Linked DNA regions of Homo sapiens: region 2 is linked to region 1. Evidence: read pairs that join two places in POLR2A ChIA-PET (ENCODE). Cell type or tissue: PC-9. All regions are shown on one strand. Each heading gives the region's core, and the rest is flanking DNA. Links, peaks and the distances in the headings are about the cores only.

Region 1 (16,813 bases), core at 4,720-12,719:
ACTTGCAATCATGGCAGAAGGCAAAACGGAACCAAGACAGGTCTTCACATGGTGGTAGGAGAGAGAGAGAGAAGGGGGAAGTGCCATACTTTTAAACTATTTTGTGTTTTAAAATTTTTTGATTTTGTGAGAACACTATGATGAGAACAGCAAGGGGGAAATCCACACCCATGATCCAATCACCTCCCACCAGGCCCCTCTCCTGACAAGCGAAAATTTCAATTCAACATGAGATTTGGGTGGGGACACAGAGCCAAACTATGTCACCCATGTTCATAGAGGCACTATTTGCAAGAGCCAAAAGATGGAAGTAACCCAAGTGTCCATCAATGAATGCATGGATAAACGTTTTAATTACCTACAATGAAATATTGTTCAACTCCAAAAAGAGAGTAAATTCTGACACATGCTATAAGGTGGATGAAGCTTGAGGATATTATGCTAAATGAAATAAGCCAGGGACAAATAGACAAATATTGTATGACTCAACTTATGTGAGGTACTTAGAGTAGTCAAAATCATAGAAACAGAAAACAGAAATGGTGGTTGCCAGGGGCCTGTGGGAGTGATATGGTTTGGCTCTGTGTCCCCACCCAAATCTCATTTCTAACTGTAATCCCCACGTGTGGAGGAGGGACCTGGTGGGAGGTGATTGGATTATGAAGGCAGTCTCCCCCATGCTGTTCTTGTGATAGTGAGTGAGTTATCACAAGATCTGATGGTTTTATAAGTGGCAGTTTCCCCTGCTCTTTTCTCGCCTGCTGCCATGTAAGACGTGCCTCCTTCCTCCTCCACCACGATTGTAAGTTTCCTGAAGCCTCCTCCGCCATGCAGAACTGTAGGTAAATTAAACCTCTTTTCTTTATAAATTACCCAGTCTCAAGCAGTTCTTTACAGCAGTGCAAAAATGGATTAATATGGGGGGGAAGAGGAAATGGGGAGTCATTACTTGATGGGTATAGAGTTTCAGTTTTGCAAGATGAAATGAGTTCTGGGTATTGGCTGCACAATAATGTGGGTGTACTTAACACCACTGAACTGCACACTAAAAATGGTGAAGGTGGTAAGTTTCATGTTACATGTTTACCAATATTTAAACAAAGCGAAAACACTTATAAGTTTGGAAGAAGAACTTTGCAGAGCTAAAGCTCAGACCTTGGAGTGTTAGTGTCTCTGAGCTCAGAGGAAAGGCCCTGTGGGGCTGAGACCTGGACCTCTGGATATGGTGGGGATGGACTGGCTGCTACTGGTGTCTTGAAGGAGGCACGATGATCAGGCTACCCCTATAAGTGTTGGAAAAACTGCCAACTGGAACCAAGTGCTGGTACTGGGACTAAACTAATTGCTGCTGCCTGGTGAAGAAGAATTACTAGGGTGAGACTGACAGGAAGCAGAAAAAAATTCCTTCTTTCTTCTCCAGCCTCGCAGTCTCCCTCTACCAACCTCTCTTGGCAGAGTCTAGCTTGGAGCCAGCTGGCAAACAGAAAAGTGGTTTGCAAAGTCCTGATCCCAGCAGCACCAAACTGAGTATAGAAGAGGAGTTTGAAAATGAGACAATGGCTGACACAGTGGGCCACTGAACATTTAATTTATGAACAAGGAAATGGCATAATCAGAGTGTTAGAATGCTGACTCTGGTGGCAGTGTGAGAAATAATTGAAAAAGGGAGACTTACGAGACTATTAAATCTATCCAGGAAAGATGCAGTGAGAGTCCAGCCTTGGATTTGCTCCAATTCTGTTATCAAAGTTTCTGTCCTGTTCCTGAATCCTGAGTCATCTTGCCCATGTTATCCTTAGTTCTTGTACGTGGATCCCCTTCCAATTTCTGTTGCTGTGCCTTTTTAGCCTACCCAAGACTGCCCATTCACAAGTTAAGGACAGCTAAGAATTCTAGACTGGACAGCCTGCCTGGGTCCCCTAATATGACCTGCTTTAAATAGCACCATATTCCAGGAAACTCTTCAGACATCCTGCTATTCCTCTGAAATCTCTGAAGCTAACTGCTTACCTAGTCCTACTATGTGCCATACCTAAGTGTTAGGGTTTCAGAGATGAACGATATTCTATACTCAAGAGGCTGGGCATGGTGGCTCATGCCTGTAATCCTAGCACTTTGGGAGGCCAAGGCAGGAGGATCATTTGAGCTCAGGAGTTAGAGGCCAGCCTGGCCAACATAGGGAGACCTCATCTCTAAAAAAAAAGGAAAAAGTATTCTATACTCAAGGAAACTGAAGTTTAGGGAAAAAGGCATCAAATGTAAATAAATAGTTAGAATATGATGATAGAAAAGTAATTGCTAATATTTATTATAAGATAGGAATTTTTAAGTGCTTGAGATACAAACACATTTAAACCTCGTAACAAACCTAGGAGGTAGGTTCTGTTATTACTCCCATTTTATAGGTGGTGAAACTGAGACACAGAAGATTAAGTGATTTGTTCAAGGTCAGGCAGTAAGGAAGTGTTGGAACTGGCATTCAAGTCCCAGAGCAGTCAGCCTCTGCAGTTCAGGATTCAGGGACTGAGAGTAGGAAAATTTAAAAAGGTTGATGAGGTTCAAATGGAAATCAACAAGAGGGTCTGACAAATTGGATTAAGTTTTCACCTGTGGGTAGAGGGAGAAAGGGTGTGTGTGTGTGCGCGTGCGTGCGTGTGCACATATATATGCGTATGTGTTCGTATTCGTGTGTGTGTGTGTGTGTGTGTGTGTGTGTGTGTGTGTGTAGCTGCATGGCTCTCCTTAGAGATGCTTCTTTAAATCCCCCTTTTCTTGCCTACCACTGCTTATAACCCACCATTTCTGCAATGAAAGGCAGAGATGGAGGACCTGCGTACACTCTATGGTAAATTGTTGGAGTAAAACCTGTTCAGAAATCAAACCTTCCTCTTTGGCTGCCTGCCACTGTGCTGGATTCAATCATAACAAGTAGCCCAGACCCCAACCATCTTCTCTACATCAACCTCACCTTTATTCTACCACAATATTCATCTGTTATCAAATGAGATAAAGTATAAGAGAGCATTTTATAAGTTATTAAGTGTCATACAAATATTAGTTATCATTGTTACTACCACCTGCAAAACTGGTCAATTTCGATAAGTTTCCTTTTCTGCATGTCTGAGTTCTATGAAAAACTTCACTAAAAAACTCATTGAAAAATCCCCATGTTGTTTTCGGAACTGATCACTAGGTGTTGCTATTTGATAACACATTATCAACACCCTGCCCACCCCCAAATGCCTGTATTTTTTTGCAGAGGTACTGAGATTGATTTTTCTCTATTTGATTTTGATAAGAATTATCTGTTGTGTTTCACATAATTTGCAGAGAAATAATTTGAAGTCAAGTAGGAGTAATTGGCCTTATTCCTTGCTTCCCCTCTTTTTCCTCTTTCATGCCTTCGATTTTAACAACCATCTCTCTCACTGCAGTGCCTGCAATGCAGATCACTCCTCAATCCCTATTTCATCTATTCAACAAATATTTATTGAACATTATATATGTGCCAGACATTGACTAGGAGCTGAGTATACAAGAGTGAATAAAACAGCCAAAGTTTTGACCACCATGCAGCTTACTCTTACGGCTCTTTCTTGGACAACCGACCCACATTTTCAACTTTTTTTGCAATAGGAACTAAACTTGTCTTTTCGTTTCCCACATTGAAAATCTCTCAGGTAGCATCCATGTAGCTGAACTGCTTCTCAAACTCATCATATTCATCCTGAGCACCACCTTTTGACTTGAATGGAAACATGACTTGTTCTCTTAAGTCATCAAGCTCAAAAATCTCAGTTATGCTAAGTGAAATAAGCCAGGCACAGAAAGTCAAATACTGGGTGATCTCCCTTATATGTGGAATCTAAAAAAGTAAATTTCATAGAAACAGTGAGCAGAAAGATGGTTGTGGTTACCATCGGCTGGTGAGGGGGAGAAGGGTGGGAGAAGCGAAGGAATGTTGATCAAAGGGTTCAAGGTTTCAGTTTAGACTGAAGGAATACGTTTCAATGATCTATAATAATGTATTGTGTATTTCAAAACTGTTAAAATAATAGATTTTTAACATCTCACAAGAAAAAAGATAAATTGATGAAGTGATAGATATGTTAGATATGTTAATTAGCTGGATTTAACCTTTCTACAATGTGTGCATGGATCAAAACATCATGTTGTACCTCATAAATGCACATAATTATTTTTGTCAATTAAAAATAAATAAAGTTTAAAAACCCAAACTTTTTTTTTTTTTTTTTGAACTGCTTCCTCTCCTTTGCTTCCATTCCTAATCAATTGTCACATCCAAGCTTTGGAACAGGTCTTCAGTGCCCCTGGCCTGGGCCACAGTGATAGAATTTCCTGCTTCCTTTTCCTCTTACCTCCAACAAATCCTCTACATTGCTGACAGAGTAATTCTCTTGAATAGTACTTCTCACCATACAACCCCCAGCCCCTTTCTTTATTCTAAGCATTTAAACTCCTATTCTTAGCATCTAAATCTCTCCATCACCTGACTTCAACCTCCATAGTCTTCACTCTACCTCTAAATCAACAAAAAGTGGGTTAAGAAATGTTTATGTACCATGCATTGGACTAAGGCACATGGAGTAGAGATATGAACAAGACCAGATCCCTTCCCTCATGATAAGCAGAAGATTACTAAATAAGTGTTATGGATTGAATTGTGCCCATCCCCAATTCATATGTTGATACCCTACCCGCCAGTACCTTAGAATGTATTAGGAGATAGGGCCTTTAAAGAGGTAAAGGGGTTAAATGAGGTCATGAGGGTAGGACACCAATCCAGTAGGACTGGTGCTCTTGTAAAAGGAGAGAGATACACCAGGGATGCACACATACAGAGGAGAGGTGACGTAAGGACACAGAGAGAAAGAAGACAGCCATCTGCAAGTCTGGAAAGAGACCTCAGGAGAAACCAAACCTGCCAACACTTTGATCTTGGACTTCCAGTTGATGGCAGTGGCAGGCCATTTGTAGCAACCGCTGCCATCATGCCAGCTGCAGCAGGGAGGCGCAGCCAGGGCTGCACACTCCATGAAGCCAGCAGGAACTGGGGAGAAGTGGGAGCCCCACCCATTCTGAGTTGGGGCAGGAGCTCCTTGGATGCCACTGCAGCCGCCCAAGCCACAGCTGCGGACCCAGACATCCCTGTGCTCTTGGGGCCCGGGAGCAGGTGGGAGCTCCAACCTCTGATGCACAGCTTCAGCTGCCCAAACCAGGGCTGCAGATCCAGGCCTCCTGCTCCATGGAGCAGGCAGGAGCCACCTCCCCTCCTGCCCCTCCTCCACCCCCACAGCTGTAGCCGCCCAAACTGTGGCTGCAGACCCAGGCATCTCTACACTCTTAGGGGCCCTGGAAGGCCTCCTCCTACCCTCACAGGCTTGGAAGTGCCTGCTCCCACTGCCTGGCTTCTCTCTGCTGTAGGCACCTGCTTCTATCTTGAAGCAAAGTCAGGCTGAGCCCAGGCACTGTTGGAGCCCAGCCAAGTGTGCACACTCTTGGGGCAGTGCTGACATGCCAGCTTCTTGCCATCTCAGCCACTTCTGGACTTTGGGCACCAACAAGCATAGGAAGGAAGCCAAGGGTGGCTAAGGGCAGCTCTGCACTGGCCTGCAGGTGCCCCTTGGCAACTACAGCCTGGATACCATGGATGGCAGCTGAAGGCAGACAGGTTCCTGGGCAGAAGTGGGCAGGTCCCTGGTGAGGCCCCACATTCAGGCTAGGGAGGGCCTGAAGACTGTGGGCTGGACTGCTAGTCCCATGAACCAGAGTAGGAACTCCTGGTGCCTTTTCCCGGCCCACCCATGGCCACCTGTGGACCAATCGGCACACACTTCCTCCCCTCTGAGGCCCATAAAAGTCCTGGGTTCATCCAGAGCTGAGTAGACATTGGGATGAACAGCTGCAGAGAGGAGCTACCCACTTCAGGGACTCCTCTCTGCTGAGAGCTGCAGAGAAAATGGTATAACTTGTCTGCAGAGAGGAGCTTCCTACAACAGGGTCTCCTCTCTGCCAGGAGCTGAACACTCGCCAATGGGACACCATAGCTACAGAAAGGCGCTGCCTTCTGTGGGAGACCGAGCTGTTCTATCACTCAATAAAGCTCCGCTTCATCTTACCCACTCTCCACTTGTCTGCATACCTCATTCTTCCTCGTCACAGGACAAGAACTCAGGACCCATTGAATGGCGGGGCTAAAAGAGCTATAATGCAAACAGAGCTGAAACATGCCCCTTGCTTGCCATGTTGCAGGCAAAGAAAAGGAGAGATGAGCTGTGGCCCTTCGGGGATCCCAGACCTTGGAGCTCCCTGAGCCAGGGCTGTGACTCCCTCTTTAAAGCCCTGCAGTTCCTGGGATCTCCAAGCTTCCAGGTGCCACCATATTCCCCAGTGCCAGCCATGATGAGCTACTTGTGTTGCGTCTGGTTCAGCTGCAGCTTCTCAGAGAGCCAGCACCCATGCCAGCACCTGGTGCTGCCCACCCCACTGCAGCAGCCAGCATGTCTGTCTGGGCGCAGTGGCCGGACCACAGATTCATTCACACACCCCTCACCATTCCACGCCTGACTCATCCTTGACAAGCATGGGACCCAGGTCAGTAGTGTGAGACAAGTTCATCCTGCCTAGCCAAGTAGGAGAAAAGAGCCCAGCAGGCCCGAGCAAAACTTGGGCAAAGGTACCACCGGCTACAGAGATTTCCAGCCAGAAAAATGGCACCCCAAAGATCCCATAACACAGTCTTGATTTTGGATTTCCAAAACTATCAGAAAACAAATTCTGTTGTTTAAGCCACCCAGCCTGTAGGTATTTTGTTATGGTAGCCCTAGCAAACAAAGACAATAAGTAAATGCAATAAATTTTTGGAGAAATGGTGTTGGGCAGAACACTGGGACCACAGGAGGGAGGGGTCCACATATCTCTCTTTTGTATTATTATTATGCATTATTATGTGTTGTATTATTCATTGTTTTCCTAATATGCCAGTCTCCATAGCTTTGCCCTTACTGTTTTCTTCACTGGGCAAATGCAGCTCCCTATCTTCTCTCTACTATGAAAATCGGCCCGTCTTTTAAAGCCAATGCCATTACCGAGTTCTCTATAAAATCTTTCCTCTGTTCTAAATTTGATTTTATCAGTCTTTTCTCTTGGTTCCCTTACCACTTTTTTTGTGTGTGCATGCCTTTCTGATAGTCCTCATTTTCTGCAGCTTTAATTTTGATTCTTTGGTTTTTTTTGTTTGTTTTTTTGTTTGTTTGTTTTTTGAGATGGAGTTTCGCTCTTGTTGCCCAGGCTGGAGTGCAATGGTGTTATCTTGGCTCACTGCAACCTCCGCCACCCGGGTTCAAGCAATTCTCCTGTCTCAGCCTCCCAAGATTATAGGCATATGCCACCATGCCTGGCTAATTTTGTATTTTTAGTAGAGATGGTGTTTCACCATGTTGGTCAGGCTGGTCTTGAACTCCCAACCTCAGGTGATCTGCCCACCTCAGTCTCCCAAAGTGCTAGGATTACAGGCATGAGCCACTGTGTCTGTCGATATTCTTTGTATTTTTAACTCACCTATTCTCCCAATCTTAAGTGCCTCAATAGAAGGAAATGTCTGTCACTCATTTATATGTACTGAAAGTACCTATTACTGGGATTTGCACACAGTAGATGCTCAATAAATATTTATTTAATTTGAACAAGGGGAAACTCCTGCAAGAATAAAGAGAATTATACACTTTTGTTGACATTTTAAGGAGAATATATTCTTTGTTCTTTTCTAAAAAAGAAATGATGGGGTTATTTTCCATTCTCTTACAAATTATGGACTTAAAAGGGGTAACTAAAAGAAACTGACCATCCAAGTTTCTATGTCTTCAAGTGTCAGTTTATCCAAATCTAGAAGTTTGGGTTAAACAAACACATTCAGAGTTTATCTCTAGCACACTTCTCTGTGGGTATGAAAACATTTGGGATTGAAGAGTTATTGGAAATTTAACTTCTAGAGAATGAGAACAATGACCTAAAAGTTTAACTCCTTCTTTTCTTCCTGTCCCCTAAGTTATGGCCTCAGCTTCTGAAGCCCTTTCTTCTATACCCTTTGCTAAATTTTATTAAGATCTAGCATTCACCTGAAAACTTCAGGGGGCTCACAGAACAGCTTCAGAATTCCCCCACTAACTCTCAATACAAACAAGTACTCTTAACCCTAAATGCTTTCCTCTTTTTTTCTTTCAGTTAAATCTTAATTTTTAAAGTGTAATGAAAATATTCCTGACTGGGTGCAGTGGCTTATGCCTGTAATTCCAACACTTTGGGAGGCCAAGGTGGGAGGATTGCTTGAGCTCAGGAGTTCGAGCCCAGCCTGGCAAACATGGTGAAACTCTGTCTCTACTAAAAATGCAAAAACTAGCTGGTTGTGGTGGCATGTGCCTGTAGTCCCAGCTACTTCAGAGGCTGAGGGGGGAGGATCTTCTGAGCCTGGGGGGAGGAGTTTGCTGTCACCCTCCAGCCTGGGCAACAGAGTGAGACCATGTCTCAAAAAAAAAAAAAAAAAAGTCTAAAGAACTTTAGTAACTCAAACATGAGTCATGCTGGAATTAAACAGAAAAAAAACCTGTCTTGCTCTGTTGAGCTGTTAACACAATAGTCTTCATATAAACCTAAGCTAGGAAATCCTGTTCTCATTTGCTCAGTGGAATGCTATACAGAAATGAAAGAAAGTAATGTGGAATGAATGAAGCTACTCAAAAGAATACATACTCTTTCTTTATTACAAAGCTTGAGAATGAGCAAAATTAATGTCTAGTTATTGTGAGGATTAAATGAGTAGATTCATGCAAAGCCCTTGAATGAATAGACTAATTGAAGCTAATCAATAAGTGTGAGCCACTTTTGTCACCATGAGGGTTGGTCACTGAAACCCCTCTGAAATAATTGCACTTATTAAGTGGTCTTTTTTTTTTGACAGAGTCTCACTCTGTCACCCAGGCTGGAGTGCAGTGGTGCAACCTCAACTCACTGCAACCTCTGCCTCCCAGGTTTAACCAATTCTCCTGCCTCAGCCTCCCGACTACAGGTGCACGCCAACATGCCCAGCTAATTTTTGTATTTTTAGTAGAGATGAGGTTTTGCCATGTTGGCCAGGCTCATCTTGAACTCCTGACCTCAGGTGATCTGCCCGCCTCAGCCTCCCAAAGTGCAGGGATTACAGGTGTGAGCCACCACACCCGGCAACATTAAGTGGTCTTAATGAAGAATCTTAAGCTGCCCTGATGACACGGTGATGAAAGCTCCAGTAAGCTAACTTCACCCAGAAGACTGGTCACCTCCATCAGCACCTGCAGGCAGAGGTGATGCTAGCAGTAAAATGAGGCTGACTGAAGGGCAGGAAGCAGAGAAGGGTGTGGCTCAGGCGAGAGATCCAGCGAACAGTGGCTAGCAAGGTATTTCTGAGAACAGCATGGGGAGGGTGGGAGAAACAGGAAAGCAGGTGTAATAGAAGCTCCAGAGTGGGACTTTAAGGACACCCCCACACATGATAGCTTCCATCACCCTTCCTCAAGCTATCCCAAATAAGTGCACTCTATGGGCAGTACTTTTTATAATTTAAGAGAAAACCATAGGCTCGCTTTGGAAACAGCTCCAGGAGATGTTCCTTAGCCCTGTTCTTAACCAGGACCGCCCTCCTTTAATACCGGATCTGGAGCAGCCCCTGGGTCCTTGGTCCCTCATTCCCTAAGACAACAGCCCATTCATCCTGCCTTAGATGCTACAATGAGGCAGATGTGAGGGACAGGAATTCATCCCTCCTCTGGTTCCAGAGTCATGTCCCACAGTGGTAGTTTCCATTGTACTCTGTCTGGCTACATGTTGAGCCTGCAAACATGCTGTTAATGCTCTTTTTAATGTTCTGTAGTAAGAATGTATGCATGCTCAAAAATGTTGAATAACAGAAATACCACTTTTCAAAAATTGCAACATTTCTGTTTATTTCTCTCCTTTTCCATCTACTCTCCTTTTACTCAGGAATTTGTAGATTCAAAGTAACTTAACTAGTGGTTTGGGGATTTATAATAGATTTTATGAAGAAGGCTTTGAAAGTACTTTAAAAAACACTATATTCCTTATATTTCAATCTATAAATGTAAAAATGTCTCCATAAAGAGCCAAACTGCACTTAAACTGTCATTTTCAAGTTCATGGACACTCATAATCCAAAATTAATTATAATCCTCAGTAATTATAATGACACCATTAAGTTCTTCACATCTCAGGATTTGTTCTACATGAGAATGATCTTAACTCGATTATACTTCAGCAACCTGAGTTGTCATATAATTGCTCTCTGAAACTCATGAATGGTGACACCGCAGGTATTTAACAAATGCTATTGGATTTTCTTATCCTGATCATGTTTCCTTTTTCCTCACCTCTAAAAAAAATGATGTAGGAAAGGTAAAGGCATGGAAAAGGAAATATGAACTATTCATGACATTTTTCAAATGAAATGATAATTCAAATTATGTTTTGGGTAATAGAAAAATGGAGCCTTAAGCAAAAATTGTAGACTAGTTGGCATTCCTCTAGCTACAGTAAGTGAAGCCTGAATCTTTGACTCTATACATCTTCAAAGTATCCTAAGGTGAGCAGACTTTGGGTTAGTTCTCATAGTGTGGTTTTCTCAAGAAGAGTCCCACAGGCTGGGCGCGATGATTCATGCCTGTAATCCCAGCATTTTGGGAGGCCAAGGCAGGTGGATCACTTGAGGTCAGGAGTTCGAGACCAGCCTGGCCAACAAGGCAAAACCCTGTCTCTACTGAAAATACAAAAACTAGCCAGATGTGGTGGCGGGCACCTGTAATCCATCTACTCAGGAGGCTGAAGCATGAGAATCGCTTGAACCTGGGAGGTGGAGATTGCAGTGAGCTGAGATTGTACCACTGCACTCCAGCCTGGGCCACAAAATGAGACCCTGTCTCAAAAAAAAAAAAAAAAAAGAAGAGTCCCACAAACTTTGTTCCCTAATGAACTTAGCTATGAACTATATGCATGTATAAATGCAGGGTATACTTTTTCTCTAATAGATTGGGTTAACTTTGCCTATGTAATTTGTCAAAGTTTCCCAAGATAAGGGATCATGGACCTAACAGGATCATCCATGAGCATACTGAAATTGTATGTAAAATTGTGTGTGTGAGCACGTACTTTTTCCTGGGAGAATCGGTGTATATTTTGGATCATATTTTCAGAAGGGAAATCATTCTCATTAAAGAAATAAGGGCAAGAAGGACTGACTCTGGGTGAGAACCAGAAAAAAAAACAAGGAGCCCAAGAGCAAAGTCTAATGCTGGTACAAGACAGCAGGAGGGGTGGGTGGAGTGAATGGCACAGGCAGTGGTTCTGAAGCATCAAACTAGAAAATAGCTGTCCAAGAACAGAAAGTCATCCATCCCGGAATGATAGGGTTTATTTATTGTAAATACTCTGAGTTCATTTGCCAGAATTGATTTTTTTGAGGCAGGCTCACACAAATCATTCAGGTCAAAAGACTCTCCAGCCAAGCCCTAATGGACAGAGGAAAGATGTCTGACGTGAACCGTAGGTGGGTAACTACTTCAGCAAACACGAAGGAGTTTGATGAGGAGGAGGGAGTAGACTGGCTGAATTCATGTGCTTAGACCTTAATTGAGGACCAGATAAAGGGCTCATCATTTAGGTTGTTCCTTTCAGGTCTTTTCAGTTAGTTTATGATTTGGCCAGAGGTCATTCTTCTCCAAAGTAGCACATCTGTTTTTATTCATTCACTCTTAGGTAGGAATTCAGGATGTATGGTGACACTGGAGCAGTTAGTTGCAGGGACATGGAGGAGGTGGGAAGGGAGAGGAGGACACAAGGGGAAGGGCACATGGGCAGAGGGACAGCAGTTCTGCAGAGCTTCACACCTCCCGGGAGGAAGAGTGGAAGGGCCTGGGACCATAGCACTGTGCTGGTAAACTGAGGCCCTCCTGTTCCATATGTCAATCCACTATTAATGCTTCATTTCATTAATTCTTGAAGGCCTTTTTTTTAAATGAATATTTTCCAAGGAAATAAAAGAACACTCCTGGGAGGATCAATGCTTAAGACCTCTTCAGCTTCCACCTCAAATTTTAGTTAATACCATAACAAGGGGTGGGAACACAGAGGAAATATGAGAGGGCTGATGATTATGTTCCATAATTTTGCTAAGAATCCGACCTTTTTCAGCGTTCCTGTCCCAGCAGTATTTAAAATCATTACTGGCTTACATGTCAAAAGTTCAGGGATCATATTTTTGAAATAAAACTGACAAGTATAAGTATACTTACATGGATAATAGGATAGGATACCTGAGATTATAATGAGATTTAGCCAAAGGTGGCCGACTCCCATTTCACTTACGAGTTACACCCTTCCCAACCTACAATTAGATCTGCTGGCTAGATGCCACATGAAATGTAAGGCAAACTTTTCTTCCCCTTAAAAATTGTAGAAAAATTACTGGTCTAAAGTTTTGGGTAATATTACACTTTTTATTTGGACACTTTGGTTTAAAGACTTTTATTGTTTAAAACTGTATATTTTATTGTCATATGTGTTAGCTGTCAAGAAAAGGTTATTATCAACCATAACACACTTATTTGGGCAGCTAGCAATGAACTATTCAAAAAGTCCATGGTAAATGGCTTTGATGTTTTGAAGAACATGTGAATGCTGGCATTCTGGGAGTGTTTGAGGGAAGTCCAGCTTTTAAGATAAACTGATGCTTAGAAGGTGTAGAAAGAATGTTATCTACCTTTGTAAACTGAAATCTCTTTGGGACCTTAAAAAAAAAGCAAGAAAGTTATCTTTCTCTTTAGACTAGGAATACACAGGAAGAGGAAGGTGAAAAGCGAGTTGGTTGGGTAATGGACTATTTTAAGTGTTTCATGTTGATTTGGCGAAAACAATTATTTTTCTTATTTAAAAATTACATTTCACATCAAGACTGAATGATTTTAATATTTTAAACATACATTTGTTTTGTTAAGGTAACTAGAAGTGATTTTATTTTCAGGCTTATTCTTTCACCTCTGCTTCTATGAAGTGATTCATGTTACACTGGCATGTAAAGTACCCGAGCCTGCAATAGGGAGAAACTTCTCCAATGAAAAGAGGTATTTTTCTAGCTACGTATGCTGCATATTTGTCAAGGAAAAACTGTTAGTGGTTTTGCGGCTTGACATTTTCCATTTCATATATTATTTAAATAAACACATTAATTTTAGATTTGGAACTGTTTGGACAGTTAGCTTTCCTGAGTCATCTAAGACCCCTCTCTGTTCACCTTACTATCAACTATCTTTTTTTTTTTTTCTAGTCCCACTGGCAGTTCCTTAACTCTCTCCTTATAGCACCTACCTTTCTTTACCTACCGTTTTATCATTCTTCTTTCTCTGTATTTGACTTTGTTTTGGAATAGAAACAGATTAAATTTGCATTTTTCAAATTGTCCAAGTTGGAGAATGACCCTTTACATATAATACAAGTAAAGGTGAGTGAACTTCTGTGAACTTTCTTCTGTGAACTTTTGTACCATTCATGGGCCAGAGAACCAATTTTTGGTATATTACATATGGTGTGTGTGTGTGTGTGTGTGTGTGTGTGTGTGTATTTAAATATACCTTCTTAGTTTAAAAATTCAATGGTGTAAAATAAAATAATAACATTAGAGTCCAATTTGACTTCATTTATATTAAGCAAAATACACTAACACACATACACAAACTTTATTGCAGATTCTCTTGGAATCTTAGAGTCAGAAGTTAGGTCATCTGGCCCACACTCACCCACTTCTCATTAAAGCAATGGTGGAAGATCGTCATTCACTTCTGTTTGGAGATCTCAAAAAATGGACAATTCTGCCTGTTTTGAATGGCTTTTTTTCCCCCCGTTGATTCATGTGTTGATTTGTTTATCTCTTTGTCATTTATCAGACACAAACTATGTCAATCACTGGAAAGCACAGTCATCTTTTGGGGTATACTTCCTGCCCTCCAGGAATGTAAATTACTGTGGGAAGAGACAGCTATGTAAATGCGTAAATATAGCATATAATATGGTCATTAACACTGCAGAGATATGAAGCCGTGGATGAGGCCAGAGGACAAGACTCATTACCTCCTCTTGGAGGCCATTGGGAGGATTCATAGGGTCACATTTGTGATGGTCCTGAAGGTTGAGTAGGAGTATAACAGTTGAAGAGGCAGAAGGAAGACATTCCAGGTACAAAGCAAAACACATGCAAAGAAACTCAGTAAGAAGAGACTGGAAAGACAGGGTGGTTGGAGGTCTGTTTCATGGAAGCTCTAAAGAGAAAACTAGATTTTGTCAGAAGGGATGAGAAGATAGGTAATTTGGGGGAGAGGTAGCGAGGGAAAAGATACAGGATGAGTCTGGAAAGATAACTGGTGGTTCTGAGTAGGAAAACCCATATCTGTTAAGGAATTGGATTTTATCCCATAAGCAACATGAAGCCAACTAGTGCTTCCAACTGTAATAATAATAGCTATCACTTATATTGCAGTTTCAATGTGGTGGGCATTGTCCTAAGTATTTTAGATACATTAACTTAGACTTTGTACCAACCCTATGAGGTAAGAACTATTATCATCCCCATTTTAAGATGATGAAACTGAGGCACAGAGAGGTTAGGTAAGTTACTTAAGACCACACAGATAGTAGTGGACAAAACTGGGATTTGAACTAAGTAAGGGAGTTTTAGAAAAATAACTGATAGCAATGTGGAGTGTGGCTCACAGCTAGTGGCAAGAAGTCCAGTCTGGAGGCTGTTATAATAATTCAAACAGAAGAGTTTATATTGAGACAGCTGCCAGGATGGAAAAGTACATCAAAAAACATACTGTGTCAAAATTTTATCTCTTATATGCTTGCTGTGGGATGCAAAGCATTCTGAGTTCTCTCGAATGATTTCATCATAAATCAGAACTTTGATAAAGAGTGGCAATAGAAGAACTTGGCAAATATTTATTGCATGCTCATTCATGCAAGCCCCTATGCAACTCTGCTCTACTTTCAAGTATCATTTACTTCATTTTTATTACAACTAAATTTCCTAGTAGAAATATAATCTAGCATTTAAAATGTGGCATGGTATTTCCTTCATGCACAGGTATTCCCAGAGAGATGTTCTTTTATATTTTCTGACCAAACGAAAATAAGCCACTCAGTGTCTTGCTATGAATCCCTGTCAGAAAGTGGCTCATGTTTGCCAGAGTTTGGGTGGGCAGTGGGCCAATCTCAAATGACTTGAGTAAATCATTTGAACCCAAACACTCTCTTCTTCTTTTAAAATCTCCACAGACTAATGGTGGTCTGCCTAAGGACGTGGTTGTTCCTGCCTGCATTCTCCGTGTGTTCCCTCCTGACTGGCACAGACTGCCTCTGTGTGGTTGATGGGAATGAGGGGTGGAGGTTGCTGTTCACATTAAGGCCCTGACAAGGCAAGCCAAGGCAATTTTCTGAATACTTAATGGGAAAGTTGGGGTTGGGTGTTAAGTGTCCAGGAATTTGTCTGAATTTACTTTGCCAGTGAGCAGATATGACATTTGTTCACTATTTATTCAACAAATCTTTATTGATCTCTATTATATGCTAGGTTTCATGCTAATTGCTTGGAGTCGGAGACAAATAAAACATTGTTTGTGGCTTCAGGAAGTTTACCTCCTAGCTCCCCATATCAATAAAAAGAAACCACATTAGTTATCATAACACAGTGAATTCAGTATTGGGAATTGGCTAAGTGAGTGATGGACAACTGAAAAGGCAAGAGGGGTCACTGAGGTCATAGAGAGACAGAAGCTGCAGGAAGCAGCTCACATCTCTAGGGCTGGAGGAACAAAGGGAAGAGCAGGGGCTGCAGAAGTGGTGCCTGGGACTCTGAGGAGGGGCCACCTTTCAGTAGCAGGTACTCTTGGGGACCTGATGAAGTTGGTTTTGGAAGTAGGGTAAAAGCTGGAAACTGGTCCTGATAGCCATTCCCAAGGAGAAGGGCCATTCCAGGTGATGCCAATAGGAAAAAGGAAGCAGACAGGAAAGAGAATGTCCCTTCTCTGTCTGCTTTCAGTATCCTTCTTTTGCCCCCTATTGGCAAAGTCTACTGGACAGCAACTGGCAAAGAAGAAATGTCCATTGGACTGACTTGTGCAGACAGAGATGCAAGCAGCTCAAGCTTTCTAGCAGGAGGTTCAGTCTAGGCCTAAGCTGGAACTGAAACATGTTTGAACATGTTGCATTCTAGAGAACTGGATATCCAGAATTTGATTTGTGTGTTCTTGCTTCAGGGTCTTTGCCCTGTTCCTTCCTTGTTCCCTCCCCTCCCCTCCAATCCCATCTCCTCCCCTCCCCTCCCTTCCCATCCTGCCCCTTCCCTTCACTTCTCACTGAATCTAGCTCTGTACCCAGGCTGGAGTGCAATGGTGCAATCTCAGCTAACTGCAACCTCCACCTCCCGGGTTCAAGGGATTCTCATGCCTCAGCTTCCTGAGTAGCTGGGATTACAGGTGTGCAAGTCACCACACCCCGCTAATGTTTTGTGTTTTTAGTAGAGACAGGGTTTCACCATGTTGGCCAGGCTGGTCTCGAACTCCTGACCTCAGGTGATCCACCCACCTCGGCCTCCCAAAGTGCTGGGATTACAAGCGTGAGCCACCACGCCTGGTCTCTGGTTATTCTTTCTGCATGGAATACTTTTCCTCAGACATGCTTTTTTTTTCCTTCCTTCCTT
Region 2 (16,813 bases), core at 3,384-11,383, 90 kb after region 1:
TTTTAGTAGAGACGGAGTTTCTCCATGTTGGTCAGGCTGGTCTGAAAACCCCCGTCTTCAGGTGATCCACCCGCTTCGGCCTCCCAAAGTGCTGGGATTACAGACATGAGCCACCGCCGCTGGCCTAGAGTTGTTGGTAAAGTAGCGCTTTAGTTGCTGACATTAATGGATTTTAAGGAAGTATTAATAACAAGATGTTCAGATGGGGTGTTTTTGTTTTTTCCTCCTTCAGTTCTCTTTACATTGTGAGGTAAGAGCCATGCTTGCAGCTTTATAATGGATTCGTTGGCAAGGGCCTACTGGCATCAGGTAGAGTTTGAGATTGTAAAATTAGCAACATAATATTTTCAGTTGTTTCAGTTGCTTGTAGATTTTTACGGGTCATTTTTGCCTTTAGTTCTGGTTTAAAGGAAAAATATTGCCTTGACAATCTTTAATTCTAAATTTGGAAAGGACATAAAGATATTCTTATACTAAAAAGAATGGGCCAAAACAATTGTTAAGTACCTTCATATATATTTATGTATATGTCTGTGTGTGTTTGTGTATTTGACATGTACACATAACTTAATACCATTGCATTGAATCGAAACATTTAAAAAAGGCAGTTAAGAAGACTGGACCAACAAAAGGGAAATTTTGAGGTGGAGAGGGGTATGGACTTTTAACAATTAAAATTTAGAAAAATAGCAGATATTTTCTTTTCTATAGAATTGGAACTTTGACAAAGCTTTAAAGCAATATGCCATGAACATAATTACCTGATTTCAATATGAAATGGACATGGAGATGTCCTAGATTTTCTTAATTTATTTCATTATGGAGTGTTTACCATATGTATTCATGTTGTGAGATAATCAAGAATAAAATAATTTACACTACAAAGAACAATCATTTTATTTTTCAATGATTTTATCTCATTTTTTATCGTTCAGCCTCTCAAATTAATTCCTTCTTGAAGGTGTGAGAATTTTTCTTCACTACTAGAGGGTTATTCCAGTCATCTGCACTACAAAGGAGTGGTTTCTCATTCTATTTTAGTAACCTGGGAATGGCAAATATTTAGAGGAATTCTAATACAATGGCAGAAGGAGAAGGAAATTAAAGTTTGGTGGGTTCTTCTCTTCTCTGCGTTAGATTTAAAAGTATTTTTGTCTAGAAATATTACAAATTTGCAGGTTAATTTAAAGGGACATTTTTCTCTTTGTAACTTTATGAATAAATGGAGAAAAATATTCTCTGTATGTTTCCTTTGTTCCAGTTTTAAATTTTCCTTTATTATATGTTTTACTTTTAGGTCATTTCCCATTTTTCTGACTTGGTTTTGTATGGAATTTGACAGAACAAAGAAAGCATTTAATGATGGAGTTATATAAATTCTTTATCTTCTATGACAGGCTAAACTTACTGGAAATAAATGTTGATGACAATTAAGATTATATTAAATATCTGCAGAGTGTATTTGTATAAATGCTTAGAAATTAATATACACTGAAAAAATATTAAAAAGTATTAGAGAAGCTAAAAAAGAAATTTTTGCAAAAGAAAATTTTCGGAGAGAATCTTGAGATCTGTTACATGTAAATTATGATTAGATCAACCTTTAGAATATATATAATCTCCATATAGTGAAGAAACTTATGAGATAGTACTAGTCATAAAAGAAATGCCAGTTCAAATAAGGTAGGAAAATAATTTCATGTGTTTTTAACTAACATTTTTTGTTTTTAAACATATTAAGGCTCAGATTTGTCTGGGTGTAGGATTTAGAGGGCAATTTGGTAATACAATTTAAGTATCATAAAAGTGTTCATACGCTTTAACACATTAATTCCAAGCATAAAAATTAATCCTAAAAAAAAATTTAGAAGCAGTAACAGTACCGCCACCACCACCAACAATGTACATATATACAAAGTTTTTATGGAAACATTTTTTTCAATGTCCACATTTTTCAAAATAAAGATGGCTGGGCACGGTGGCTCACATCTGTAATCCCAGCACTTTGGGAGGCCGAGGCAGTCTGATCACGAGGTCAGGAGTTTGAGACCAGCCTGGCCAACATGGTAAAACCGCGTCGCTACTAAAAATACAAAAATTGTTGGGCGTGGTGGCACATGCCTGTAATCCCAGCTACTTGGGAGGCTGAGGCAGGAGAATTCCTTGAACCCGTGAGGCAAAGGTTGCAGTGAGCCAAGATCGTGCCACTGCACTCTAGCCTGGCGACAGAGCGAGACTCTGTCTCAAAATAAATAAATAAATAAAGATTATACATTGTTTAGAGACAAGCTGTTCAAGAGTTTTAAGAGAGAGGTGCACAGGCATAAGCATATTGTTAGTTATACACATATGGTGGTAAGTGTGCTTGCAAAAAGGTCTGTTAAAATATATACTAGGCTCTGGAAGTGTACGCTGTGTAGTGTTACAATTCTATACTTAAAACAAGGAAAACTGACAGTATACTGTGTTTGCTTACAAGTAGACAAAATGCAAAATACACCTGTACAAAAATAGAAGGCATTCCATTTATATTTTATAAGGTGAGAGGGGCTCTGATTGTAAGGAAAGCTACTGAACTTACAGCTCTTTGAAGACCAGGACCCATCTTTTCTTATTCATCTTGGTAGCCTAATAGAGTGCCTGTCCTATAATTGACTCTCAGTAGATAATTACTGTTTGGATCTGTTATTCTCCTCTTTAACCACTGCTGCTGAATAAACTTCCCAAACTCCTGCCAGATAACTGAATTTGAATCACTTTGGCTCTCTCCCTTGAAATTCTTATCCCTTCACCTGGCCCAGGGATTTTTTTTTTTAACTTTTTATTTTGAAATAATTTTAAACTTTCAGAAAACTTTCATAGAGTTCCTGGGTTCCCAGCTTTTCTTCATGTTAATATCTTATATAACCATAGCACAATTATTGAAACAAGGAAACTAATATTATTATAATACTTCTATTAATTTCAATTTTGCCAGTTTTTTCACTTATATCCTTTCTCTGGCCCAGATCCAATCCTGGATCCCACACTGTACTAAATTGTTGTGTCTCCGTAGTCTCTTCCAATCTGTTAATGTGTGATAGTTCTCCAGTCTGTCTTTATCTTTCATGACCCTGGCAATTTTAAAGAGCATTTTTAAGGTTTCTTTTTAAAAATGTTCCTCAATTTGGGTATAGCTTATGTTTTCTCATATTTAGATGGAGGCTATGCATTTTTGGCTATGCATCCTACAGAAGGGATGCTGTATAAGTCTTAATGCATCATATCAGGGGTATATGGTGTCCGTATGCCTTATTGGTGATGTTAACTTTGATCACTTGGTTAAGGTGTCTGCCCAGTTTTTACTCTGTAAAGTTACTATTTTTCCCTTCATGATTAATGAGTATCTTTTGCTCACTGATTTTAGCATCCACTGATGGTTCTTGCCTACAATTATTACTATGGTATGTGTCTAATGATGACTTTTTATTATTTATTTATTTGGTGAGACGGAGTCTCGCTGTGTGCCCACGCTGGAGTGCAGTGGCGCGATCTTGGCTCACTGCAACCTCCGCCTCCTGGGTTCACGCCATTCTCCTGCCTCAGCCCCCCGAGTAGCTAGGACTACAGGCGCCCGCCACTACGCCCGGCTAATTTTGTTTTTGTGTGTTTAGTAGAGACGGGGTTTCACCATGTTAGCCATCTCCTGACCTCGTGATCCGCCCGCCTCGGCCTCCCAAAGTGCTGGGATTACAGGGGTGAGCCACCGCACCTGGCCTGTCTAATGATGGCTTTTAAATTTCTACATTTCTTCTACATTCAGTAATTGGAAAGCTACTGTAAGGAAGATCCATTTCTTCTTCCTCATTTGTTTATGTAAGTATGGCCTCATGAATATTTATTTTATTCCATGGCTTATAATCCAATACTGTTATTAATTTATATTTTTGCTTAAATTGTTCCATCTTTGGCCATTTGGAGTTCCTTTGAATTGGTTTTTGTGTCCGTTCCACATGTTTTTGAGCACTTCCATACTTTGAAGTACCACAAGATATTCCAGGCTCATCTTATATTTTCCCAGCACCCACCCTAGAGCTCCAAGGAGCCCTGATTTCTTTTCTTTTTTTTTTTTTTTTTGAGACAAGATCTCGCTCTGTCACCCAGGCTAGGGTGCAGTGGTGCAATCACAGCTGATTGCAGCCTCTTTCTCCTGGGCTCAAGTGATCCTCCTGCCTCAGCCTCCCCAAGTGTTGTGGTATGCACTACAGCTGCTTACCACAATACTTAGCTAATTTCCTAATTTTTATTAGAGGCAGGGTCTTGCTATGTTGCCCGGGCTCCTGGTTTCTTTTATTGAAGAATGGCATTTAGAAACCAAGTCTGAGTGCTAGATGTGCTTCCTGCTCCTTGGTGTCATTGCTTCTGGGTCCTTTGAGTGGGCAGAGTGAGGAAATATACGTATATGTACTAACATGTATATAATGTAGCATTCAGAGTTCCTCCATGTCTATCATGGGGATACACACACACACACACAGACACACATACACACGGACTAGTATTTTCTCCTACTGAGATTATTCCTAATTTGTATGATAGAATTAAATATAAAAGCATCACGATTTTCTGGTGCTTTGCCATGTGAATAAGTTTGAAAACTACTTCATAGGGCAACTTGGAAGGAGATGTATAGGCTTAAACTATGTATATAATGTAGCATTCAGAGTTCCTCCATGTCTATCATGGGGAGACAAGGGGATGAGGGAAAAGACCTTTCAGCGACACGTTTCCAACTCAGATAATGGAGCTCATACACAAATTCCTTTTATACTTCTACATTTTTCTGATGCTGATGGCAAAGAGAGGTAGGCTATAGAAAATCTGAACAGTGAGTGTTGACAGAATGGTAGAGACAGCAACAGAAGCAACGCTTTGAGGTTTATTAGGCAATAATACCAATGATAGGAGCAGCTACCACACCTGTTAGTTTGCACTAGTTTCATATGCTGTCGGGTTCAGACGTTCATGTAGTCATGAAATGTTTATTGAGCATCTACTATGTGCTTAAAAATCACATTGCAAAAGCCAGCCAAACTTATTTTCAGATAAAGCTCCACTGACTCTATGAAGATAAAGTTTAGATCTCCCTGGTAATAATACCTACATTTCTTCCTTAAGGAGGATTAACTTGGTATAGAAGAAGACAACTGAGCACAAATGTGGCTGGCTAGGTGCCAGCTCTTTGAAGTTCCTTAACTTGCATAGATTAACCCTGTCAATTCTGAAGGTATAGGAAGCCAGATCGTACTTTGATGTCAGAACTGTTTTGAGAGACCATTTATGTTGTGTTTCCTTTGAAGAAGAGTGATTCAAGGCAATCTTTACTTACATAGGGCCAATGAGTTGACCTAGGAAGCCTAGAAACAAAAATCCTTTGCCAAAAAAGAGTTGAAAGTAGCTGTAAGTGATTTGAAACATCATATTTACATAAGAGTTTTGAGAGAGATCATTTGGAATTAATCTAGTTTACCTAGAGGCAGAGGATTAGTTGCTCAAAATGATTCCTTATGGGAATTCCTAGTTTGATGTCATGCATCTCTCAGAATTTTTTGGGCACTGGCATGTTTAACTGCAGTCATTTCTGGGGAGGGTTTGTTTATAGATAAATGCACAACTTTACATAAACACAAAGTTTGTGATTGAGACATTTTTTAAAACCAGCTAAAAAGGATTTCGAATGGGGGAAAAATAATCACAGAAGCTGAAGGTTCAGTTTCAGAGATACCAAGTTATCAGGTTTCTTTCTTGATGTCAGATTAATGGGAAATTGGAAACTGAAAGCTGGTGTGTATTACCCTCTTACACTTTAAAATGTTGCTTGTTAAGGCAGGCACATTTTTAAAATACTTGTTTGAATACCTGAAGTACAAGCCCTTATTTTCCTGCCTGTATGTCATCCTTCTGATTGGCTGTTCTGATTGTAGCCAGAATATCTGGGCATTTTTCAGGCAGTTGAGATAAAGAAACTCGTATTTTCTTCTTCATTACTCTTAAATTCATAGTTCAAAATATTTATGTTAGTTTTAAACATAATAGTTTCCTGAATTAGGTAATTTATAAATGTCACATTGTTTTTGTTTTTTTTTTTTTTTTTTTTTTTGAGACGGAGTCTCGCTCTGTTGCCCAGGCCGGACTGCGGACTGCAGTGGCGCAATCTCGGCTCACTGCAAGCTCCGCTTCCTGGGTTCACGCCATTCTCCTGCCTCAGCCTCCCGAGTAGCTGGGACTACAGGCGCCCGCCACCGCGCCCGGCTAATTTTTTGTATTTTTAGTAGAGACGGGGTTTCACCTTGTTAGCCAGGATGGTCTCGATCTCCTGACCTCATGATCCACCCGCCTCGGCCTCCCAAAGTGCTGGGATTACAGGCGTGAGCCACCGCGCCCGGCCTGTTTTTGTTTTTAATATTTTTATGTTCAAAATGTTGATGTCTTTGAGAATGGAAACAGATCTTTTGTCCTAATTTGACCAATTGGAACAAGGTATAGAGGTCACAATAGCAGAGAAGTGGCACTGCTGAACCATTATAATTTCATTATTTCAGTCACTGATATTAAATCTGGGTTCAGGTTGGGACCCTTTTGGGTTCTTGGCTTCAGATCCCTGAAATGTTGACTGTAGAAGTTTCAGTTCACAATTTTGGGTGGATTTTCAAAATTGATCTGCCTGACTGTTAGGAGCAGGTTGCATTTCATACTAGTTGTTTCATTTAAGAACATTTCTAGGAGATGGTTTAGCTTTATAAAATTACCTGAAATATCACAACATAGTCCTACTTGAGTTTCCTGAGCTCACTTCTAAGTGATCAGTGTGTAATGGAAAGAAAGTCTCGCTAGTAATTTTTAAATTTAGATTTACTAGCCAATCATAATGAGTATCACATATGAAATATAGGCTGGCTACTTACTGCATGCATGTGAATGAGACAGAGCAAATCTCTACACACATTATATACATTGAACAAACCATCTTTTAAAAAGTTAAAAATTTCAAGCTGAAGAAGCCAATCTTAAGGAAAAGTTTTTTTAAAGTACAATTTTCTTTGGTATTTTTATTGGGTAAAAAGGGTAAAAAGTTTTACTTTAAGTAAATTTTTTTATGGAGCAAAGGAATGCCGAGGGTGGGGTAGCATAAAAATTGTGAAATTAGAATGCCCAAAGTAATGGGAGAAGCTGTATTAAATTTTGAGTTATGTAGTGCGTTTATCAGAATGTATTCTGTTGTACATTGAAGATAAAAAGCAAGCCAGAAAGTATTTAGAAAATTTTTATTTTCTCCCACATACTGAGAGAGTAACCAAATCGTCTTAAACATCAACAATATTACCTTTTATAGAACAATTAAAATGCAAGGTTTCTTTTTGTTATTTTAGTGACAACTTTATCTTGAGTAACTGGCTTTGTCAGTTGTGTGTGTGTGTGTGTGTTTCTATTTGAAAGGCTGTGAAGAGATTTCTTAGTTTATTCAGTTGCTTACTTTTTTCTCTTTCTTCAAAAAATTTTTTAAATGGGCAAATAATAATTGTACATATCCATGGAGTACATAGTGATGTTTCTATACATATAATGTATAGTGATCAATCTGATTACTTGGAATATCCATCATCTCAAACATTTATCAGTTTTTTGTGTGTTGGGAATGTTACTTTGAGACATTTAAGATAAATGTTTTTTTCCCCTAAGATTCCAACTCTTTAAAAACACACTTTATAATTTGGGTGGAGTATATTTTATATTTTTTATTACACTATATGGCATATTTTGGGAAAAGGTATTGGGATTCTTCTGAGGTCAAGAAGTTTTATGTTAAGAACAGGAGAAGAAAAAACCCTCAAAATCTAAGTAGGCTAGTATTAAATAAATTGATGTTTAATCCTTTGAAAGCCAGGGTTTTGCTTGGTATCTAGTTACCTTGTATACCTTGTCTGCTGAACTGATTGAGGATGGGTGATTCTGTTTTCTTCCAGGAAATGCTTTTCCTCAGTTCCTTAAGCCTCCTGTTTAAAGGGAACTCTTTCAAGAGATTTTCTGATTAAAGATGAGAGAATGCAAACAGTAGCACTTGGGATAATATCTTCTGGCTTTTGTGATACAATTTTTCTTCCAAATGTAAATTTTTCATTGGGTTGGTTTATCATTTTCCCCATGCAACTATTTTTTTTTTTTTTCACAGAGCCACGTTTTATTATAACTACATGAACTATATATGCCTTGGGGCAAAGACTACACAAAACACAGAAACAGGAAATGCCTGTTAGGTTAAGAGACATGGGATAATGGGTAAAAATATCTTTTAAAAATTACTTACTGTTGTCAGCATTACTGCAGTAATATAAAATGAAGACAATTTCTGATTTCATTATCTTGAAAACTTCTTTTACACTTGTACTTTTCCATTTTGTTGTTTCAGAGCAGAAACCTTAACCAAGGAAGTAGTGAAGTTCTGTATTTTTATTCTATGAATTTAAATCATTTTGAAACCAGTCATAGCTTAGAGCTGTGCCTTTCAAGCTGTTTTATTGGCATATGTTTCTAAATATTAAATATCAACTGGAAAGTAGAAGTAAATTAATGTAACTAAAAAAGATTTACTTTAGCATATGAAAGGTTATCATCTCCAAACTGTTAATATTTACAAGTGATTTTTTAAAGTGATAAGCTTCCTTATAGTGAAATACTTATTAAGTAGGCTCATTTATTCAACATGTATAATTATTTATTGCTTTCTATATGACCAGCTTTCTATATGTTAAGAACTGGATATATAATCATTAGTGAGCAAAACATTTATGGGTTCTTCTATTGGAGTTTATGCATTAGTTCATTTGGTAGATAATTGTTGAACACCAACTATGTGCCAGACACTGTTCTATAATTTAGGGTTGTGCTTTGTGGAGGGAGAAATAAGTAATAAATGTGGTAAGTGCTTAAATAAATGATTAAGATCATTTCAGATAGGGATCAGTACTTCAAAGTGAGTAATACAGGGAGAACTAATGAAGTACCTGAGCTGATCTACTTTACAGACTAGTAGAGGAGATAATTTTAGTATAATTAATCACATAGATAAATATGATAAATGCTGTAAAGGAAAAGCAATGAGTGTTTATGAGAGCTGATAAATGAGGGAGATAAGGGATAGTTCATTTTGGGGGAATCGGGGAAGACTTCTGGAAGAAGTAACATTTGAGCTTAAATCTGAGCTACAACTAGGTGTTAGTTTTCTAGGGCTGCCATAACAAGTATGACAAACTGGGTGGTTTAAACAGCAGAAATGTATTGTCTCTCAGTTCTGGAGGCTAGAAGTCCAAGACCAATATGTAGGCTGGGTTGGTTCCTTCTGAGGGCTATGAGGGAGAATCTGTTCCATGCCTCTCTCTTATCTTCTGGTGGTTTGTTGGAAATCTTTGGTGTTACTTGGTTTGTAGACACAATAGCCTGATCTGCCTTCACATTCACATTGTGTTCTCCCCATGTGCTTGTCTGTGTCCAGATTTCCTCTTTTTATAAGGACATCAGTCATACTGGAGTAGGGACCCACCCTACTCCAGTATGAACTCATTTTAACGAATTACATCTACAACAGCTTTTATTTCCAAATAAGGTCACATTCTGAGGTACTGAGGGTTAAGACTTCAATATATGAATTTGAGGGGGACATAATCCAACCCGTAATACCAGGAGTTAGCTAGATGAAGAGAGGAGGGGGGATGACTTTTCAGGAAGAGAGAACAGCATGTGTGAAGGTATTGTGTTGGAGAAGCATGGCTCATTTAAGAAATGAAGTGTAGCTGAAGCATAGAAACTGAGAGGAAGAGTGAAGTGACAATTCCGGAGACATTTTGAAGGTAGAATAGATAGAGGGGACCTAATGACCAGCTGAACATGCTGTGAAGGAAGGAATAATCAAAGATAATTTCCTACCTATAGCTGTGATGAAAGTATTTTCACCATTTTCAGGTAGAGATATCCAGTAGAAAGATAGAAATTTCTTTCTATAGATCAAGGGAAAGATTGAAGCTGGAAATAAGGATTTGGAAGTAAACTATATTATAGGTCAAAAGTAGGCTAAAATTACTCAGGAAGAATGCTTTTAGATGAGAGGGCTGAGACCTAGAACCTTAAAAAACATCCATATTTAAAGAGGGGGCCAGAATAAAAAGCCAACAAAAAAAACAAAAAAGCAGGAAAAACAATATGCAGTAAGAAAAAGTAGATGGATTACTGCTTGGGAAACCAAGCTAGAAGAGAGTTTTGAGAAGGAGGGATTGGTTGATGGCATCAAATGCTACATGAAGGTAAAGTAGGATGAGACCTGGAGAGAGATCTGATCTCATTTGCCAGTTTGAGGTGATTAGTGAGTACAACAGGTTATAGAATAGTGAAAGTGGAAGCCAGGATTTGGGTGTGTGTGTGTTGAGGAGTAAAAGGCCAATGGAGAAGAAGAAGGAGTAAATATAAACAACTATCTTAAGAATTGGCAATGAAGGGAAGGTGATACAGGGAAGCACATACAAGTTTTAGAAGATGGTAGAGAGCTTAGGAAGATCTTGTATGACTGAAAACCAAGAGCAAGAAAATTAATGGGGGTGGGGAGAGGAGAGGAGAGGAGGGAGTGATACCTTACATAAAGATACGTAAGAGAAGTGTTCCCATTTAGGATTTGCTTCCTGGCATTTCTCAGGAATTTTATGTTTTTCTAGATTCCCAAATGCTGAAAAATTTGGTGGGGAAATCAGGAAAACAGGCAGGGTATTGTAATTTTCCTTCACGTTTAGCAGTCAAGGCAGAGGTTACTGATTAAATTCATGGACATCAAGTCTGCAGCAACAGCAGGAAACATGACACAGAGAGTCAAAGGTTAAGATGGCTATTTCTGGGAAGCTGGAGAGGAACACAGGACAGAAAGCTTCACGTCTTATTGTGGCTTTGCCGTGTACTAGTGTGTATTCCTAGCCCTGACTACTGCTAATGGTGAATCATTCTTGCAAATAACGTAAGTATGAATAAGCTTATTCACATAGTATATTTTGTATATGATTCCAGTGAGTGGTGTCCCGAGAAATAATAAGTTTTGACAGCAAAATCTTAAATTGGTCATTTGGACATGTGATTCTTTGTAATGCTATTAATGTTGCTAGGAGATCTGAATGTTACGTTACTTGAATACTATACCTAATAATGTTTGCTGAGGGCTTCCAGTGTTTGGTATCTGCTACAGGCTACGATTATTTGTAAATACTTTTGACAGAATAAATGCAAGAGATGATCACAGTGTGGCTATGGAACACTTTGATGTGAAATCAGAAACATCTGTAATCTGGATTAGCAAAGCAATATTCACTTTAATGGCAAAACCGAAATCAGTGCAAGCATACAAAATATTTTTATTGTTAAAGAAGAAAATGAGCTTAAATGAAGCAAAATGTGTTTGAATGTCCAGCTTGGTGATCACACCAACATCTATGCAACATGAAAGAAAGTTTTCTATGTCTGGAATGTTTGTCATGAAATAAAAGTCAAGTCTCAAGGCAATTAATGTTTTATGTGTTTTAAATTTTTATTAAAAATTGGTGGCTTTTAAATATCAAATATTTGTGATATCATCTGTAAATTTTTAAATAATTTCTATTTGACATGTGTTAATGTTTACTTCACTTGATGTTTTCTATTATTAGATGTCTATATCAGGTATAGATCATTTTTATGTTACGAAAATATCGATCTTATCACAATACCACAATATATTGGTTGATAATTATAAACCATGCCTTTATTATTAAATCTTTTGTGTTAAGAAAACTACTAAAACTTTAGTGGTTTTCTATTAAATGGATAATAACCCTATCATGGAAAAATTATTCACTGTATATAATAATTACTGTCACTCATTATTGTCATGGGATCCTTGGGATGTTACTTCGCCAACTGGAAACCTCTGTAGCTGGCGGAGCCTTCTTCCTGAGCACTGCTTGTGCCTGCTGGCCTCATTCCGCCCACTCGACCTGGCAGGCTGTGCTTGGCTCATGCTACCGGCCCGGATCCCACACCTGCCAAAGGCAAGCCAGGCATGGAGCGGTGAGGGCTGTGTGGGCGAGTGAGTGTGAGGTCTGGCTGCTGTGCACAGACAGCTAGGCACATCAGCTGCTGTGGCAGGGCGGGCAGCCCCAGGCGCCGGCACTGACTCCATGGAAGGCTGCGGCTTGACCAGATGTACTGCATGCAGCTTCCACTGCGGGCACCCATGTCTGGATGAGGGGAATGTGGTGGTGCCTGGAAGCTTGGAGATGCCAGGAACTGCAGAGCCCCAAAGAGAGTGTCACAACCCTGGCTCCGGGAGCTCCTAGATGTGGGCTCCCTTCTCTCCTTCTTGTTGCCCACAACGTGGCTAATGGAGTGGGGGCGTGTTTCAGCCCTGTTTGTGTTACAGCTCTTTCAGCCCTGCCATTCAGCAGGTCCTAAGTTCTTGTCCCGTGTCCAGGAATAATGAGGTACATGGACAACTGGAGTGTGAGCAAGGTGGAGAGGAGCTTCATTGAGTGGCAGAACAGTTCTCAGGAGACCCGAAGTGGGTAGCTCCCTCCCGCAGGCAGGTCATCCCTACAAGTTGAGGAGACGTGAAGTGGGTAGTTCCTTCTCCCAGCCGGTAGTCCCCATGTCTGTGTGAATCTGACTGGGTGGGTGGTTATGGGTCTCATAAGGCAGGAAGTGTGTACTGGTTGATCCATGGTTGGGCCCAGAAAAAGCTCCCTAAGTTCTCACTCCCGGTGCAGACTTCACCTAGAACTGACAGCCCGGTCCCCAGGCTTCAGGCCGTCCCTGGCTTGAAGGTGGGGCTTCACCAGGGACCTACCCCTTTCCACCCAGGAGCCAGTCTGCCTCCTGACACCGTAAGTCACTTTAGTCCATCGCGCCCAGGCTGTTCCTGCAGAGAGGCACCTGCAGGCCAATGCTGAGCCACCCTCAGTGCCCCCTCGGGCTCCCTCCCATACTTGTAGGCACCCAAAGTCCAGAGGGGACTGAGGCAGCAGGGGGCTGGAGTGTTAGCACTGCCTCAACTGTGCACACACCCGCCCGGGTTGCGACAGCGCCTGGACTCGGCTTCAACTTTGCTCCCAAATCAGAGCGAGTGCTGGGAGCAGGGAGCAGGGGGAGGCCAGGCAGCAGGAGCAGTCACTTCCAAGCCTGTGGGGGCAGGGGGCTTCTCGGGCCCCCAAGAGTGCAGAGATGCCTGGGTCCGCAGCCATGGCTGGGTGGCTGTAGCTGCGCCTGGGAGCATGGGGCTCCTGCTTTGCCAATTCGGAAATGGGTGGGGCTCCCACCTGTTCCCGCTCCCGCTGGCTCCCTGGAACAGGCACCACGAACCCGGCTGTGCCTCCCCTGCTACAGCCGGCGACGCTGCAGCGGCTGCTCCAGACGGGCTGCGGGTGCCATCATTATTATTTTAAAACACATAAATAAATATTTGAAAAATACAGAATAACCTACGAGATTGAGAATTCTTGTAGATTCCAATTTATTTCCTAAAGATTTAGAAACACCACCTAAGAGATTGATTTGACCCAAAGGCTGGGATTAAGGACCCACAGGTAGAAAAATAAGCATCTGAGTAGGGACACCCTTTCTTCTTTCCTTATTTTGGGGGAAGGATTTCAGGATGGGTAGAAATACAGATGCATTTGAAAATCTAGAGAATAGTCTCAGTTTTCTTTCCAAAGGAGTACACTCACATTTCTTAATTGTGATGGGCAAAGGGCAGGGCTGAGATACCAGAGGTAGGTTGTTATGGTTTGGAACAGCTGACCAGGGATGAGCCTAAGGAGATACTGTCCAGTTGAATGCTCAGCTGAAGTTATCAGGGAAATTCTGAAAGGCTCATTAGGAACCTTTTGTAGACCTTGGTGCTTTTTTGCCACTGTACTCTTTCCAAGTAGTTAACCGAATACCAGTCAACTTAGAAAATAAATTCAACACATTTTACTGTTAATTTGGCTTATATTTATTGTTTTAAGAATAACTGATTTTTTAAAAAAATGATGAAATACAAACTTCTGCCATTTATCTCATCATTTTTCGCAATCTGTGATTTTCTTTTCCTTTGTGAGGGAATGCTGGGAATACATCAGTAGTTGCCCAGTTCTGACTGTTTATAACAAACAGAATAATTAATGTACATTTTATCTCTTTAAAATAACATGATTGATAAACAGATCAATGGAACAGAATAAAGAGTCCTGAAAGACTCACACATACATGGCCGGCTGATTTTTCAGCAAAGGTGCCAAGGTAATTCAATGGAGAAGGATCAGTCTTTTCCACATATGATGGGTTAACTGGATCTCTTGCAGGTGGAGAGGGAAAACTTGATCTCTATCCCACAGCAAATATAAAAATTTTCTAAAAGTAGATTATAGACCTAAATGCTGTAAACCTAAGGCTATGAAACTTTTAGAAGAAAACATAGAGAATCTTTGTGACCTTAGGAAAGGCACAAAGATTTCTCAAGATTTTTTAAAAAGCCTATTCATAAGATTTTTTAAAGTGTTGATAAATTGGACTTTATCGTAATTACAAATTTCTGCTCTTCAAAAGATACCATTTAAAAAATGAAAAAGCGAGGCTACAAGGTGCAGTGGCTCATGCCTGTAATCCCAGCAGTTTGGGAGGTCCAGGTGGGAGGATAGCTTTACATCCAGGAATTCGAGACCAACCTGGGCAACATAGGGAGACACCGTCTCTACAAATGAAAAAAATTAGCTGAGCATGGTGATGCATGCCTGTGGTCCCAGCTACCGGTAGGCCGAAATGGGAGGATTTCTTGAGCCTGGGAAGTCAAGGCTGCAGTGAGCCATGATCCTGCCACTGCACTCCAGCCTGGGTGACAGAGCACAATCCTGTCTCAAAAAAAAAGAGGCTGGGCGCGGTGGCTCATGCCTGTAATCCCAGCACTTTGGGAGGCCAAAGCAGGTAGATCACCTGAGGTCAGGAGTTTGAGACCAGCATGAGCAAGATGTTGAAGCCCCGTCTGTACTAAAAATACAAAAATTAGCTGGGTGTGCTGGTGGGCGCCTGTAATCCCAGCTACTCCGGAGGCTGAGGCAGGAGAATTGCTTGAACCCAGGAGGTGGAGGTTGCAGTGAGCTGAGATCGCACCATTGCACTTCAGCCTGGGTGACAGAGTGAGACTCTATCTCAGAGAAAAAAAAAAAAAGGTAAAAAGAAAAAGCAAGGTACAAAGTAGGAGAAAATATTTGTAATACAATGTGTGACAAAGGGCTTGTATCTAGAATGTTAAAAGAACTCTTACATGGCAAACAACTTTTAAGAGGTGAGCAAAGATTTGAAAAGACACACAAAGAAGATATACAGATGGCCAATAAGCACATGGAAAGATGAGCATCATCATTAGTCATCAGGGAAATTATTTAAAACCCACAATGAGATACCATTTATAACTGCCAGAATGGCTAAAATGAAAAAGACCAAGGATTTCAAGTATCAGAGAGAATGAAAAACAAGTGTGAAATGGCAAAACCACTTGGAAAGTTTTGGAGTTTCTTAGTAAACATGCATGTACCTTATGACCCAGTAATTCCATACATACATGAAAACATGTGCCCACAAAAAGACTAACTTATGAGTGTCCATGTGAATCTTATTCGTAATAGCCCCAAACTGAAAACAATCTAAGTATCCATGAATAGGGAAGTGGACAAACAAATTTTGATATAGTCATTCAGTGGCATACTCCTCAGCAATAAAAAGACAGCACGGATGAATCTTATAGATATCTGTTGAATAAAAGACTTGGCACAAAAGAGTATATATTATATAGTTCCATTTAGGAAGTTCTAGAACAGGCAAAACTATGATGATAGAAATGATCACAGTTTGCCTGTGATGGGATATAGTGGGGTGATTAACTACAGAGGGTTACAAGAGAACTTTTGGTGGTGATGGAAATATTCTGTAACTTCATTGAGGTTGTGGTTTCATGGATGCATCTATTCGTTGTCAAAACTCATTGCACTGTGTGTTTAAAATTTGTACATTTTATTGTATATAAATTATACCTCAAAGTTGTTTAAAAATAAAAACATGAAACTTTTAAAAATAATGAAAAATATTGTTAGCATATAGTTTTGTATACTTTTTAAAAGCCTTTGTCGGCTAAATTTATGAGGAGTTGTACTGTATTTCTAGGATACTTTATTAAGCCTTCTGGGAGGCAATTCAATGAACCTGTCATTAATCATTTTATTTTGCACCTAATAGTTGTGGTTAAATCTAGAAATAATGAGGTAAGCCTTACTCCCTCAAGGAAACATTTCTTAACATCTATCACTTTCACTTTCATTTGAATGTTTTTATTTTAAAAATACATACCAGTTTTATTATATTTACTTTTCTGTATGTACAGAGGCTAAAGTACTTGGTGTTTTAGTTAAACATACATGTAATGTAAAAACATGTACATGTCCATTTCAGATTTATTTTCAAAAGTATATTCCCCATCGAATCTGAATCATAGGAATATTTAAGTCTTATGTCTTCGCAGTAAGTAGTACATTTTTACTGTAATTTTTTCCCCTGCTTTGTATCTTGATGTCCTGCAGATGAACTGGTGACATCTGATATTCACTAGTCATGTTCGTTGAGGAAAAACATACACTTTCTTATTAAATCCACTTATCTGTAAAGTTTTGGTCAGGGATTTTAGCTTTTATTATGTGGATTATAGCTTATAGTATGTGGAAGAAATCTAACTGCAGGGATA

What was found. ChIA-PET counts read pairs that join two places held together with the same protein. Peaks named below come from ENCODE experiments on the same cell type or tissue, not always from the same donor. Only the 100,000 strongest peaks of a DNase experiment are listed, where the experiment ranks them.
Region 2: POLR2A ChIA-PET joins it to region 1 with 34 read pairs; 3 of 35 experiments call an interaction of 5 or more read pairs at or near these places.

What each region holds. Positions count from the first base shown.
Region 1 is chr1:222,789,750-222,806,562 of GRCh38, forward strand. No RefSeq gene overlaps it. Among named protein-coding and RNA genes, the nearest start is that of DISP1, 17 kb to the right of the region's middle. RefSeq lists an enhancer at 15,404-15,573. In PC-9, for the core only: no CTCF peak of the experiment used is centred there; a DNase peak (open chromatin) is centred at 8,622.
Region 2 is chr1:222,881,371-222,898,183 of GRCh38, forward strand. All of the region lies in intron 1 of DISP1 (dispatched RND transporter family member 1), which reads left to right. Among named protein-coding and RNA genes, the nearest start is that of DISP1, 75 kb to the left of the region's middle. In PC-9, for the core only: no CTCF peak of the experiment used is centred there; a DNase peak (open chromatin) is centred at 8,281; H3K27ac peaks cover 1,006 bases.